Linked DNA regions of Homo sapiens: region 2 is linked to region 1. Evidence: chromatin loops called from intact Hi-C (ENCODE). Cell type or tissue: endothelial cell of umbilical vein. All regions are shown on one strand.

Region 1 (8,000 bases):
CATCACCGGCAAGATGGGTTATTAGAGTGACTTCTCCAAGCTGGCTGTGTCCTAAGGCCCCGTAGGGCTCAAACTAATGAAACAATGAGACAGTCGCCTTGCTTCCAGAGACCCTTCTGGGAGCCACCAGCTGGGTTCGGGGGTTGTTTAGAAACAGTTCCTAGAGACCCCTACTTATTATGAGCTCCAGCTCTAAGTGGCCTCTTGGAAAAGTGGCTCAACCTCACTGAGCCCCAAGTTCTTCCTACACAGTAACAATCACTCATCCATGAGGGGTTATTGGTGGAGAGGACCAATACAAGGTATGAAAAACACATCTCGGAGGACAGGTAGCAGGTCCTTCCAAGTGACAGCTGTTCTCATAAATGGGAGCCATCAGAGCCCTAGGTCTGCCTGAGCAGAGGGGAGCCCCAAGCTACTGAGTCCCCCGGGCTATGCAAGGCTGTCAGGCAGGGGTTGGAGGAGGGTGGACTGTTGCATGGGCACCACCAGCTCCAGCTGCCCCATCACTGTGCCTGGGAGGCCCAGGGTCTACACCTCCCTCTCCGCCTAGACATCCCCACAGCCCGGACACCCCTTACGAGGCCCAGCATCAGGGCATCTGTGCAATCCACTTTTATGGCCTCTTCCAACTGTTGAACCCCCCAGCCAGCCAGCAGTAAGCAAATGGCCCAGCTGCCAGGCTGTGGGTGGGTGTCCCGGGCACTGCCCGCCAAGCGGCACTGGCTTCTCCCTCTTGAACTTGTCCTTTGACCCCTTGGCTCCCATTCAGTTTCACAGAATGTAAGACTCTGCTCATTTTAATTGGGAAGAAGCCCAAGAGATGGAGCACCAGGTTTCAAACTGTGTTCCCAGGGGTCCAGGGTCCGCAGGGGGCTGACCCCCGCCTCTACTGGGATGGTGTGCCTTTATGAACCTTCTCTTCTTGCTGTTGGAGGAGACAGCTGTGATACCAAATCCCTGGAAGCACGTGCACAAAAGCTCACCAAATTTAAAACTGAGCTCTCCCGCACCCCACTTTGCTACTTTGAGACATCGTCATCCATTCAAAGGGTTTTATCACTGGATGAAACAACCATAAATCTGATTTGATCCTTGCTGAAAGGCTGAAATTTTAATTGGTCTTTGTCCTTCAAAGTCCTTCTCACTTTTCTTTTCACTTGTCAGGGTTGAGAAGCAATTAACTCCCCTCCATCGTACAAATTCTAAATAGGTTTCACTTACTTCCTTGTTTCCCATCCATCGCCCCCAAGTAGGATCGCCCCCATGAAGGGGGTCTGTTTTGTTCACTGCTGTATTCTGAGCACACAACAGGCACGACAAATATTGATTTAATATTTATTTTAATTAACTAAATGTAGCAATTTTAATAGTAACCATAGCACCTACTATGGTCCAGGCCCTGTTTACACATGTGATGTGTGTTAACTCACCCAGCACTCATATCCACCCTTGGAGACCAGTCCCATTATCCCCATTCTACAGATGAAAAAACAAAGGCACCACTACACTTGCTACCCTGGATTCACAGCATCTTCAAAGCCCCACCCTCGGTCCCTGGCTCACTTGCTCTCCCTTCCCTGGAACAACGCCCTGCTTCCTTTGCGCCCCTGCCAGCTTCATGGCCTCTTTCTCTGCTCCTGCAAGTCTCGGAGCTGGGGGAGCTGGGGGAGCTGGGGATTATCTCGCAAACTGCATTTTACAGATAAGGAGGCTGAGGACTGACAGCTTCCTGTCTAGTTGGGGGAATGAGGTGGAAAGAAAATGACAGCCAACAGCCAAGTCACTAAGGGAGGCCAGCAGATGCCCCAGGAGAGTGAGTGGCCATGGCTGACCACAGCAGGCAGGGGCTTCCAGGAGGAGGTGACAGCTCTCACAATGTCTCAAGTCCTCCAAAGAGCAGCAGCCCACAGCTTTGGGGTCTCAGCCATTCCTCCCACAAACATAAAAAGAGAAGGGGCCTGGGGTCTCTCAGATTAGCAGACACACCTGCCCACCCTCTGAGAAGTGGGTCTGTGAATTTCACTGGCCTGTGGCCAGCAGCAGCAGGCGAGGTTTTAGGCACAGACATCAAGCTGGACAGAGTCGTTCCCCACATGGGACTGTACCTCAGCAGCCTGTCCCATCCTTCCCCGGACGCCAGGGCGGAGATCTGTAACTTCCCTCCTCGCAGGAAACAGAGCGGCAGCCCGGCCGGCTTGGTTTGTTGTTCTCAAACGGTTATGCCATGCACGCCCAGCCCATCCAAGAAGCCTGTGGGTCGCCTGGCTCCTGCTTATCACTGAACCAGCCTGCCCAGGGCCCCGCCCCAGAGGGTTCATCCTCTGCTTCCCCCAGGCTGAGAGGTCCACTCTGACCATCAGTGTCTGTTTCACTGAGAAACCCTATGCTACAGTAATGATGATGATGATGGTGAGAGCTAACACTGAGTGCCAGGTACTCCACAGTCATTAATTCACATATGCAAACCTATGCCACGGACAGCATATGAGGTCCATTTTACAGAAGACAAAACTGAAGCTCAGAGAGGTCACCTAATGTGCCCAAAGCCTTACAGTCCCCAAGTGTAAGGTTTTGTCATCAGAATTGTGTGTGGGTGCCATCTCCGACACTAGCTCTATGATCCATGGCTAGTTACATAGCTGCTCTGTACCTCAATGACTTCATCTGTAAAGTGCGATACTGGTGCCCAACTCACGGGCTTCCTTGGCAGGCTGAATGAGAAAGCACCTGGCAAGTAGGGGCTCTTGATAAATGGCAGTTATTAGTATTTATTGTTATTAATAATATTCATGATGAAAAGAGATTCAGAGTTGTTTGGGGACAAGGGTATCAGTTACCCAGGGGCACCTGGGCAGTGTCCATCCAGGAGTCGAAAGAGCACAGGCTTTGCAGTTGGCCTGACCTGAGTTTGAACCCAGCTACCATGTCCTGCTGTGTGACCTTAAGCATCAGCGGAGGCATCGGGGGGCGGCCCCGGGGGTCCCCCATGCCCACAGGTGCCTCCTCAGAACGGGAGCCGGCTGGGGCTCCTCCTGACCCTCTTTGATACCGTGCTTCCTGAGGGGAGTGTGTCCTGTTCCGCTTACACCCCAAGGTGGAAGGGGAGCTGTCTGGCCGTCCCTGGAGAGCTCTAGAGAAGGCCCTTCCCAGGTCCAGGCTATAGGGAGACCCACCCTCTCCCAGCACAGCCACGTGCCTTCTTTCCCACCCTCTGCGTCAATAAAGGCCAGTTCTGGGGAAAGCTTCAGCCCCGCATCTGCTCCATTCCCAGCACATGCCTGGAAACACCTGCAGCTGGCTGGGCTCTGCCCTGCGTCCCTCCAGCACTGGGCTGGCAACCGAGAGGGGAAGGATGAAAGACGAGTCTGAAATCACGGCTGGAGACCCAGGAAGAGGCAGCTCCCACAGTCTGAGGCCCCGGTAACTGCCCCCGATTCCCCCGGTGACTGCTCAGCAGGCAAGGACCGTGCCTGGAGGGAAGCTTCTGGAACATTCTTCATCCAGGTGGACAGGGGTGTTACCTTTGAGCCAGGGACTCTGGCTCTGACCTCCCCGATCACATGGTGAATCACATTTCCACATACTCACACTGGTTGTTTTTTTAATTAAGAGATTTTAAAAAAACGGCTAATAAATAAGTCATCTTCCCTAAGACTTCCTGAGAAGCACCAGTGTACAGGCGAGGCCTGAAACATGAAACGGCGGGTGACAGGCCGCGTGAGTCACAGGGCAGGCCTGGGCCCTGAAGCCACGTGGGTCACCTGCAATCCCGGTCCCGGCTGCTGTGTGAGCCAGCAGGTGACTCGCCCCTTTGAGCTCTGGTCTCCTCAGCTGTGGGTTCTGCGACGTGCGTGTTGCTTCGTGTATGTTAGGCCCTCATATTCGGCAGTTTGTTGCTGCCATTGTTATTACTGTTGGTGTTTATATTAACTGTGAAGCTCAGTTTTCCCATGCGGAGAGTGGGAACGAGCAGACCTAACTCGCCACACTGCCGGAAGATTCAACAAGGCTGGGCCCGGGTGGCTTGCGCCATGCTGGCTGCTGTCCTGATGCCCTTGTCATCGTCACCATAAAGAGGACAGCCCCTTGAGTCACACGGTACACACTATGTGCCCCACTCCAAGTGCTTTATATTTCGTACTTCGTTTAATCCTCACAAAGACTTGAGGAAGTGGGCGACATTCCCATCTGCATTTTATGGTCCAGACAACAGGTAACGACAGGTAACGACAGGTAACGACAGGTAACGCGGAGGGTGAGTGACCCCAGAGCTCCGGCCTGTGCACCTGGGCACAATAACCCCTTGCACAGATGGCCCCAGTCCAGCTCCCACTGCTGCCCTCAGACTGCACTCTGATGCTGGGGGAGGGCCCTAGAGGAGAATTCGGTGTGGTGGCTCCATCACCCCTGAAGTGTCTGTGTGCCGGGACCAGGATCAAGGCCCTAGGTCCTCTGTGAGGACGTACAAGACCCTGGAGGGGCAGGAACTCGGGTCTCCCAGCTCCAACCTACAGCTTCCCCCGAATCAAGCTTCCAGTGACCCCCGCCAGCGGCTCCTCCCTGCATTCTGGTCCTTTCCAGCCCAGAGTCCCTTCCAGGGGCGCAGGGAGCAATGCCCTCCTACTAAAGGGGCATCTGCATCTTCTCGCTCACGGGCCCTCCTCTTCGGCCGCTCCCTTCTCTCTGTGTGTCTGTCTTTCTGGGTCTCTCTCTCCCACGTACCCCCACCCCACACAGCTCCCCGTAACCCACTCTCCCTTTACTCCCCATTTCTCCCCGACCCCCCACGACAACTTCCGCCTCCCCTCCTCTTCCACATCCTGCCTCTTGTCCTCCTTATCCCGGCTGCCTGCCGTTTCCGTGGTCTATTTTTGCCAGCCTTTGTCTTTGTTTCTCTTCCCCCCTTTTTCTCCAGGGCCCTCCCTTCCCTCCCCTGTTTTGCCTCCTCCTCCCAAGGCGCCTTTGTCCCCAGGCCCTCTCGAGGGCCTGCATAGCCTGGCCTGGCCAGCAAGGCCCGGCCCTGCTAGCAAGGCCCAGCCGGCCAGCACACTCGCTCCCGGCCACCGCGATGCCACTGAAACCCCTCCCTGCTCTGCAGCCAGAGGAGGAAGGGAGAGCCTGGGCAGAAGGGACACTTTTTCATCTTCATCGCTAACAGAAGTGCTCATGGCTGAGTGGCCACGGACAGAGGGACAGAGGACTCAGCCAGGAGCTGAAGGCACTCAGGCATGTGTCTCAAAGCCAGCTGTTGACTAATAACACTGAACACTGCACCATTTTCAACACGTGAAGTTAATTTAAGAAAAAAATGAAAAACAATGACACCCGGAGAGGACATGGCAGTGTTAAAATAAGGACGCTTGCACCCTGTGGATGGCATTACAGATGGGCTCCACTCTGCGGGAAAGCAAGAGAGCCTCATCGATATCCAAAGCCATCAAAATGTTCATACCCCTGTGGCCGACTAATCTCCCTCCTGGGAATTTTTCCAAATGATCTTTCATCATCAAAAGGAAAGGATAAAAACGCTACAGGCACGCAGATATTCACTGTGGCACACTCTATTGAGGAAGAAAAGCAGGAAACGGCCTTAGTATCTAACCAAAGGGAGATGGTTTCATGAAAAATGGTGTGACACAAAAGATGACCACGTGGCCACTAAAAAGCTTCCATCACGGCGAAGACTAGGTAAAACGTCATCTCCGCTGATGACGGTAGAGGAGAAAATGGAAAGAAACCAGCATGTTCACTGTGCCTGTAATGACATAAAAGTATGTGTACAGATGGGCCAAGACCAAGAGGAATAAGTGGAAAATCGATACAAGCAATCCTCAGTAGCCAAATCCATCCAGCTCCCGAGTTCAGACAGGGAAGGGTGCCAAATGATCCAGATCCACGTGATTGTGGAGTTGGGGACGTCAAGCGGCAAGAGTTCGCCAAGTGAGGAATTTATCTGAAAATACATCCAAACCCATTCAGCTGGTGTATACTTGGGTAGGGTAGGATTTCCATACTTGGGTGAATTGTATGAAGAGGTTTTTTTCGTCTTCTTTTAAATTATCTTCCATGTTCCACTGATACTGTTTTTGCAATTAAATAAAGGAAAATCAGAATTCTCGTGTCCAGGGCTTTGGAGCCCACAGAGGGCTTTCCCACACATAATCTTCCCTGAGCCTCACAAAAGCTCTGTAAGGAAGCAGGGCAGGGAGTTTTACTAACCCCGTTTTTACCAAGAAAACGAGGACTCAGAAAGGGTGTGACTTGCCCAGAGTCTCACACAGCCATGCGGTGACAGAGACGGGACTCAAAAGGCAAGGGCTGGCCCAGCCCTGTCCTCACCAGGCTCTTGTAAGGCCAACCCCAGACACCGGCACTCCAGCCCCCTAGACATCTCTGGAGCTGTCGCCCTGTGATGGGTGACACCGTTCCTGAGCCCTCACGAGGATAATGCCTGCAAGGGTAATGGCCAGACCCCACATGGGTCAGGAACAGGAACCCACCACAAAACCCCTACCCCAGTCTCTCAGCTCAGCCCGCGCAGCCCAACGAGAGCCAAGGCTATGCAGTCAAGCAGTCACCAGTTCAAATCTCGACCCCTCCACTGTGTGCAGGCTGGACCCCTTGGAGCCTCCACACAGCCAGGAGAAAAACTGGCATTACACAGGGGAAACTCTTAGGATCACTAGATAAAAGGAGAAAGTGTGTATTCTGCACCCAGTTCGATGCCTGCCCCATCTCAAGTGCTCCCTATGCCTCCGTGTCCTCCTTGGGGCCTGTGCATTTGCTCTCCTTGTCTGGAATGTTCTACCCAGACACCCCAGGGTGGCTCCCTCCTTCACCCTCCTTAAAGTTTCACATCAAGTGTTAGCCTGGTAGAGGACTGGCCACGCCACAAACACCTGCTCCCTTTGCCCTGTGTGGGTCTTGTCTTCTTCAGGGCCCTTATTCCCCCGCCATGCTAGGCATTTGGTTTTTCGTTTTTGAGACAGTCTCCCTCTGTCGCCCAGGCTAGAGTGCGATGGCGTAATCCCGGCTCACTGCAACCTCCACCTCTCGGGTTCAAGCAATTCTCCTGCCTCAGCCGCCCGAGTAGCTGGGATTCCAGGCACACACCGCCACACTCAGCTAATTTTTGTATTTTTAGTGGAGACAGGCTTTCACCATGTTGGCCAGGCTGGTCTCGAACTCCTGAGCTCAAGCAATTTGCCCAACTTGGCCTCTCAAAGTGCTGGGATTACAGGCATGAGCCACCACGCCCGATCCATGCTAAGCATTTGTATGCTGGTTTGTTACAATAGCATCAGGCCTCTGCACTGGGCTCTCCTGACCACGAGAACAGAAACATCATTCACTGTGATGCTATATTCCTTGCACACAGTAGGAGCACAGAAAACCAATGAATTAACTACTAACTGGTAGTGATGACTCTGTCAGAGAGGAACAGGAACCTTTAGCTACACCTAACCTCTTACAGCCCCTGAGGGATGTCAGGCTCCTTGGGACACTACAGGCCTCTGGCACAGGCGTGCAGGCGTGTCCACAGGTCTCTTGCCCTCTCTCACTTCCCCTCTCACTCCCCAGGGACCCAAAGAGCACCAGTCCAAAGGCTGGTACTGAGAAGATATCAAGAATCCCGGTGGCCGGAAACACATAAAAAACTGTCTTTCTGCAGCAGAAACTGCAGATTTCAGGACATCACTGGATTCTGAACCCCTAGAAAAGGTCAAATTCCTAGCACTGGAGAGCTGGGGAAGTTCCCGAGACTCTCCTTCCCCTGTGCCTCCTCCTGCCAGAGTTGGCATTTGCCAAAAGCTCCCAGCGTGAAGGGCCCTTCGCTGGGCACTACGCACACATCGCACATCAGCTCTCTCCCCCTCCCTGAACGAGCCTGGGCAGTGCCGTTTCACAGAGAAGGGAGGGGGGCTCCATAAAACCAGAAGCAGGAGCCAAGGCCATCCCACAGCTGGGTCCTGGGAGAATGGTGGCCTCGTGGGTCT
Region 2 (8,000 bases), 190 kb before region 1:
AATAAATAACTCAAAGTGCTAGGATTACAGGTGTGAGGCACCATGCCTGGCCTTGGTGGATACTTCTATTTTTGCTTTCAGACAACAGCTTTTCTTCTTTTCTAAGAGTTGATGCTAAATACCCAGGAATCCAACTTACAAGGGAAGTGAAGGACCTCTTCAAGGAGAACTACAAACCACTGCTCAATGAAATAAAAGAGGACACAAAGAAATGGAAGAACATTCCATGCTCATGGATAGGAAGAATCAATATCGTGAAAATGGCCATACTGCCCAAGGTAATTTATAGATTCAATGCCATCCCCATCAACCTACCAATGACTTTCTTCACAGAATTGGAAAAAACTACTTTAAAGTTCATATGGAACCAAAAAAGAGCCCACATTGCCAAGACAATCCTAAGCCAAAAGAACAAAGCTAGAGGCATCACGCTACCTGACTTCAAACTCTACTACAAGGCTACAGTAACCAAAACAGCATGGTACTGGTACCAAAACAGAGATACAGACCAATGGAACAGAACAGGGCCCTCAGAAATAATACCACACATCTACAACCACCTGATCTTTGACAAACCTGATAAAAACAAGAAATGGGGAAAGGATTCCCTATTTGATAAATGGTGCTGGGAAAACTGGCTAGCCATATGTAGAAAGCTGAAACTGGATCCCTTCCTTACACCTTATGCAAAAATTAATTCAAGATGGATTAAAGACTTAAATGTTAGACCTAAAACCATAATAGCCCTAGAAGAAAACCTAGGCAATACCTTTCAGGACATAAACATGGGCAAGGACTTCATGACTAAAATACCAAAAGCAATGGCAACAAAAGCCAAAATTGACAAATGGGATCTAATTAAACTAAAGAGCTTCTGCACAGCAAAAGAAACCACCATCAGAGTGAAAAGGAAACCTACAGAATGGGAGAAAATTTTTACAATCTACCCATCTGACAAAGGGCTAATATCCAGAATCTACAAAGAACTTAAACAAATTTACAAGAAAAAATCAACCCCATCAAAAAGTGGGCGAAGGATATGAACAGACACTTCTCAAAAGAAGACATTTATGCAGCCAACAGACACATGAAAAAATGCTCATCATCACTGGCCATCAGAGAAATGCAAATGAAAACCACAATGAGATACCATCTCACACCAGTTAGAATGGCGATCATTAAAAAGTCAGGAAACAACAGGTGCTGGAGAGGATGTGGAGAAATAGGAACACTTTTACACTGTTGGTGGGACTGTAAACTAGTTCAACCATTGTGGAAGACAGTGTGGAGATGCCTTGAGGATCTAGAACTAGAAATACCATTTGACCCAGCCATCCCATTACTGGGTATATACCCAAAGGATTATAAATCACGCTGCTATAAAGACACATGCACATGTATATTGATTGCAGCACTATTCACAATAGCAAAGACTTGGAACCAACCAAAATGTCCATCAATGACAGACTGGATTAAGAAGATGTGGCACATATACACCATGGAATACTATGCAGCCATAAAAAAGGATGAGTTCATGTCCTCTGTAGGGACATGGATGAAGCTGGAAACCATCATTCTGAGCAAACTATCGCAAGGACAGAAAACGAACACCGCATGTTCTCACTCATAGGTGGGAACTGAAAAATGAGAACACTTGGCCACGGGGTGGGGAACATCACACACCGGGGCCTGTTGTGGGGTTGGGGGAGGAGGGAGGGATAGCATTAGGAGATATATCTAATGTAAATGATGAGTTAATGGGTGCAGCACATCAACATGGTACATGTATACATATGTAACAAACCTGCACATTGTGCACATGTACCCTAGAACTTAAAGTATATTAAAAAAAAACAGAGTTGATGCTAATGACGGTAATAACAATGACAATAACAACAGCAGCTCCGATGTCACGGAGACTTTCCACACACACTGCAGGATGCTAAGGGCTATACCTTAGTTCATTTACTCTTTACAAGAGCACAATAAAGTCAGTGTGACTAACCCCACTTAACAGATGACGAACTGGAGGCTCAGAGGTTTAAGGTCACACAGCTGTGGCATATGAGGAGTCAAATCCAGGCTTCTGTGACAGCAGAGCCTTGGCTCTCACCAGCCCTGAAAGGCCACGGCTGTGATCTTAGCAAAAGCCAACGCCTGCCTGGGTAAGGAAGGAGGGCTAAACCTCAGTGAGAGCAGCTGCGGGAAGCACCGTGCTGTTCACCTGACTTCACTTAACCCTTTCATGAAAGAGCCTCCTTCCTGTGTGCAGAGACAGCGGGAGAGGTCAGTTACCCACTCCGAGTCATCTACACAGCCTAGGAAGGGGTAAAGCTGGACTCAGAACCAGGTATTTCAGGCTCTATCACACCATGGTGTGTGGTGAAGCCAGGCACCAGGGTGTCACCCCCATCCGACCCTGGGAAGACCACTGTCCCACAACCGAACAGTATTAGCACTGCTGATAACGCAGATGCAATTCGCTCTGCGCTGCCTGCGCACCGGGGCTTGAAGTAAGGGCACTGCTTGTGTTCGCTCATGGGATCTACCCAGAGGACCCTGTGTGCTGAGTCCAAATTACGGACAAGGAGCAGTATGGCAATTCACTGACCGTGACCACAGGGCTGTGATACAGCCAGGCCACAGCAGGGAAGCAATAGCTTCGGGAGTTTCCTGAGGCCCAACAGGCTGCTTCCCGACCACCTACCAGCACAGCTTCATAAAGAGGGAGTTTTTTGGCCAACTCTTGCCCCCAAAAGCTGGGAGCGTCCAGAGAACTCGCCGGCGTCTCAGTCTGAGTACAGATGGGCTTGTATCACACAGCAGAGCACTCACACACGGCCCCCAGAGACTGCAGTCATGACAACCCCCATTTTACAGACGAGGAAAATGAGGCTCAGAGCTGTTTGTGATTTCCCACAAGTCACCAGCAAGTGGCTGAGATCTGACCTCAGGTGCTTCAAAGACCATGACCCGTCCTCTCGGCCCCAGCACCTGCACTGTGTTTATAACCAGTTCCCCCACCTGGGTTCCGGATCTCTCTGGCTATAGGGACTCCGCGGAAAAACAAACCCAGAGGTAGTCAGTTCTCGCCTAAGCCAGGCCTGGGCACCTCTGAGGGCCCAGAGCTTAAAACCGTGACACATAAAGTGAGGGGTGGCCACTGGAGCAGTCCCCATCCGAATCACAGAGCTGTCCCTGGTGTTCCCCAGCTTCTGACCATCTTGCCTCGGACCACCCCAGGAGGGGCCCAGGTCTCATCTCTGCATCCCCCATGCTGGGCCCCGGGCTGGGTGGATGGCTGGTGCTTGGGAGGGGACTGCTGAACACAAGGCCCAGTGCACACTGGGACCGGGCCAATGACAGAGCCTGGGGCCTGTGACCGGCTTCAGAGCAGAAGGGATGTTGAGTCTCCATCTGGGGGACTAGCAAGTGCCACCAGGTGCCAAGATCGAGTGGGATGCTGACTTCGATCCTGGCTTGCACTGGGGCAGGAGGTGGGATCTGAACCCTTGTCCAGTGGTCTGTGTTGGGGAGGCGCTGCAGAGAGATGCCCCGCTGACACCTGGGCACCACCCACGGGAGAGGCCAGGGGGTGCTCAGACCCGGGCTGGGCAGAGGGGTGGTCCCGGGACCCCTACCCACATACGACTCACCACAGATACACTGTGTATCGGTTTGCGTGCTGTGTGTCTAACTGTGCCTTACATAGAAACGGGAGGAGATGTTTTTTTCACCAAGTACAAATGTTCACTCCCATCGACAACAGGCGGTTTAGATAACCCCTGAGTGAGGGCTTTTCCTGCCCCACCTTCCTCCAAATAAGCCCACGATAGAGTGGCAGCCTTCAGAACCCCAATCATACCCTGGAAGCTTCTGAGGAAAGGCTCCGATGCCAGACGCGGAGAAAAGAATGACCAGGAAAGCCTGTTGCCTGAGATAAGTCCTGACAGTGATGCCAGCGACCGCTTACTCACTGCCTACCCGACTTGCTCACTTAATCTCCAGAGCGGTATGTGAGGGCAGAGGGTGCCGGTGAGGAAGCTGAACTCCACGCCTGGGAGGCAGATGAGGACTGACAGCAGGTCCTCTGGACTGCAGTGCTTGAGTGCGGAAGGCCCAGGTGCAGCCTGGGGTTCTCAGAGCTGCAGGAGCCTGAGGCCTGTCGTGTGCATGTCAGGACATGGAGACCCCTTTATGCCCCCGTATTCACATGCTCCCTTCTGAGGGGTCATCTGTTTTTGCAGCTAGCTTGTCTTCCCTCCAGAAGAATCACCTTCCTCCTTTCCTCCCACCTGTCCCTGACTCATGGTTTCCAGAAAATGGAAATGCAGTTGACAGCAAACCTCGTCTGCAGCGCCTGCTGCGTGCCAGGTGCTCTCCAAGGGCTCCCATGCGTCAGCCCATGCAACTCTCCCAGCAACTTGGCTGGGCGGGTGCTCTTGGCACCCCCATTTTATAGGCAGGAAAATGGAGACACAGTGATGGGCTGCCCTGGCCCCAGGCCACACAGCTGGTGAGAGCTGGGATCTGAACCTGTGAGCCTGGCCCCAGTGTCTGTGCTCCACCCTCTCAATAACCATGTCTCACAAGGAGGGTGGCCCGGCTCACACCTGAGAAGGAAGACGATCTCCCTATATCACAAGGACACTGGTGGGCACATGGTGGCTCACGCCTGTAATCCCAGCACTTTGGGAGGCTGAGGCGGGAGGATTGCTTGAGGCCAGGAGTTCGAGACTGGCTTGGGCAACATAAAGAGATCCCATCTCTAAAAAGAAAAAAAAAGTTAAAAAAAAAAAAAAAAAGTAAGCCAGGCAGGTGGTGTGCACCTGTAGTCCCAGCTACTTGGGAGTCTGAGGTGGGAGGATTCTTTGAGCCTGGCAGTTCGAGGCTGCAGTGACCTGTAACTGCGGCACTATACTCCAGCCTCGGTGACAGAGTATCTCAAAAAATGAAAGGGAGGGGAGCACTTAGGTTTTTTTTTACTTTAAAAATAAAGCATATTCCATGCAGAAATGTCATGAAATGCAGAACTCTAAGGAGATTTGAAATCACCCACAATCAGAGGAATCAGGGTCCCCACGGGGGACTATGAGCCCCAGCAGCAGGCCCATGGTCACTTGTTACTCCTGAGCCTGTTCTGTGAACCGTGAGCGTGGCCTGTACTCCCAGGTGCTCAGTCCAGTGGGAGACTGTGGCCTGTCTGAGGCGGGGTCTGGACAGAAGCCTCCTCCTCTCGGTCTCCCAGCCTGGGGCTCCGCTTCCTGGCAGCTCCCACAAGACCGAGAGGGGTGCATGGGAAGGAGGGAGAGGGCAAGTGGACTTCCTTGCCTCGGCCCAGACCAGCTTGGAAGTCTGTGACCCCAGTCGGACCAGGTTGGTGGATGAATGGGGGGCGCTGGACAGAGGTTGTGGGGGAGGTGAGGCTGGGTGTCCCCAGACTGGCAGGCCCACGAAGAAGGGAATGAGGAACCCTCTTGTGCATGGGCCTCTCTGTGACGGGCCTCGGCACAGGACCCAGTGGCCAGCAGAGTCCCCGCCTCGGGACTGCCCTGGCTCTGGGCGGGCCTGTTATCCTAGGATGGGATGCCTCTGGCCACTGGGGCAGTCTCCCATTTGGCCAAGGCTGGCCTGGGGTGGGAGGACAGGCACCAGGCAGGGTGTGAGCGACCTGACTGCCCACCTAGGAAGGAGAAAAGAAGGCTGGGCCCTTCCCAGCTTGGACGGAGGGGACGGACAAGCAGGCAGGTGCCTGATGCATCCTGCTGACCCCAACATGCCTCAGGCATTAGGCACCTGCACATTTAACCCTCCCATGAAGAGGGCCTTAGAACCCCCATTTCACAGATGAGAAACGGAGGTCCAGAGAGGTTCAGACACTTGTCAAAGGTCACAGAGCTAATGGGGGACATGTTGGGACTGAACAAGGCTTTGTGAGTGCAAAGCCCGGGTCTCCCACCTCACGCAGCTCAGCTGGGATTTTAACCCAGTTCAGAAGATGCCACCTCAACCAGAGCCCTGTGCTGCCCTGTGGACAGGACGCTTCCTGCCAGCCTCGCTGCTTTCCCTGACTCACAGAATCTCCTGCAAGTCACGGGCAGAACGTGGCGGCCTCACGGTGGCCTGATGCTTGGGAAGGCACGGGGCATGAGAAGGCCCCTGTGGGGGCACATTCAGACCACTTTGCTCCTGCTATGCAACATCCAGAAACATCTGCTCCCTTGAAAGGCAAACCAGCTAGCTCGGGGATTTGAACCCAGGCTGAGAAACAGTGGCTGTTACCCGCGAGGCCGGAGGACCTCAGGAAAATTCCCTTTCTCTCCACCTGTGCGGTCATCCCATCAGGGACCTTCCCAGGCCCCACAGCACATCTGCTGGCCTTAAATGCTCCAGGGACCTTTGAGTTTCTAGAGTTATCATGTGCTCCAGGAATGAGCAGTTTAAAGTTTCCAAACAGGCTGGGCGTGGTGGCTCACGCCTGTAATCCTAGCACTTTGGGAGGCTGAGGTGGGCAGATCACTTGAGGTCAAGAGTTCGAGACCAGCCTGGTCAACATGGCGAAACCCCATCTCTACTAAAAATACAAAAATTAGCCGGGCTAGGCGGTAGATGCCTGTATCCCAGCTACTGGGGAGGCTGAGGCAGGAGAATGGCTTGAACCCGCGAGGCAGAGGTTGCAGTGAGCTGAGATCGCGTCACTGCACTGCAGCCTGGGTGAGAGAGCGTGACTCCATCGCAAAAAAAAAAAAAAAAAAAAAAAGAAAAAGAAAAAATAAACACATATAAGAAAGAACTACCTAGAAGAATCAAAGACTTTTTAAAAATTACAAAACAGGCTGGGCACAGTGGCTCATGCCTGTAATCTTTGGGAGGCTGAGGTGGGCAGATCACTTGAGGTCAGGAGTTCGAGACCAGCCTGGCCAACATGGCAAAAACCCGTCTCTACTAAAAATACAAAAATTAGCCAGACTTGGTGGCAGGCGCCTGTAATCCTAGCTACTGGGGAGGCTGAGGCAGGAGAATGGCTTGAACCTGGGGGGCAGAGGTTGCAGTGAGCGGAACTACTGCAGGTAATACAGGATGTCCCCTGGCCCTGCCTCCCAGTCATTAGGACAACCCCAAATTCATCTGCATTTCCCTGAAGTTCCCCGAGGGAGGGGCCTCTTCCAGCTGAGCTGCAGCCCACCAAGGCCTCTTAAAATCTAATGTTTGCAAAGAGTCCCAAGCGGTCGACGGGAGCCAATCAGAAGCGCGTCCTACCCCTGTGGCCCCAGTGGGCCACGGCTTCCACACTCTCCCCATCTGAGCTTTACAGCAGCCGCACTGAGCGCTTGATGTCACTGCTCTTAGCACTTGGCAATACTCAGGTTCAGAGGGACTGAGTACAGGGACCAGTATGGCATTTGGCATAGAGTCTGGCCTGGCGTAGGTATACAACAAAAGCTGGATGAAAGAATGAATCAACAGGTGGATAAATGAAGGTGTGAATCATACATAGGTGCCCAGCAGGAAAAGAGCTGGACTCCAAATGACTACAAATCCCAAAGCTCTTCTTCGCCTCCCGAATCCACGTTCTTTTCATCACCTCACCCCTCCTGCGCCTCATGCGGTGATTTTTTTCACCATCAACCTCGACCCGCATTTGGAATAGTTTTCCTTTTCAAGGACCTCCAGGAAATTTTTGCAACTTAGGTTACTTTTCAAAAGTGTCAAATTCTAATGATGCAGGGGCCTTCCTATGGGAACACGCAGCAACTGATCAGGGCCTGCGCCCCACTACCCCTGCTCCCTGGCAGTGGAGCGGGAAACACTGACCTGTGCACCCTGCGACCTGCACTGCCCTCTCCGATGGATGTGGTTCGCTCTAAGCGTGCCTTCCTGAGCCCCGCCTGGCAACGTCCTCTTTAAGACCCTTCAATTCCACATAAAGTCATCTTTTTTTTTTTTTTGGAGATGGGAGTCTCGCTCTTGTTGCCCAGGATGGAACGCAATGGCGTGAT

What was found. Peaks named below come from ENCODE experiments on the same cell type or tissue, not always from the same donor. Only the 100,000 strongest peaks of a DNase experiment are listed, where the experiment ranks them.
Region 2: a loop joins it to region 1, with 2.7 times the contacts of the local background. A loop is called at or near these places in 2 of 110 quality-filtered maps.

What each region holds. Positions count from the first base shown.
Region 1 is chr16:81,489,603-81,497,602 of GRCh38, reverse strand. All of the region lies in intron 1 of CMIP (c-Maf inducing protein), which reads right to left. Among named protein-coding and RNA genes, the nearest start is that of MIR7854, 40 kb to the left of the region's middle. RefSeq lists enhancers at 1-423, 3,426-4,159, 7,611-7,680. In endothelial cell of umbilical vein, CTCF peaks have their summits at 1,876 and 2,088; DNase peaks (open chromatin) are centred at 1,702, 3,282, 3,712, 4,952 and 2 weaker places; H3K27ac peaks cover 4,743 bases.
Region 2 is chr16:81,682,517-81,690,516 of GRCh38, reverse strand. The region is part of intron 10 of CMIP (c-Maf inducing protein); the gene reads right to left. Among named protein-coding and RNA genes, the nearest start is that of MIR6504, 75 kb to the right of the region's middle. RefSeq lists enhancers at 3,296-4,033, 4,034-4,773, 6,760-7,555. In endothelial cell of umbilical vein, no CTCF peak of the experiment used is centred here; a DNase peak (open chromatin) is centred at 3,896; H3K27ac peaks cover 4,215 bases.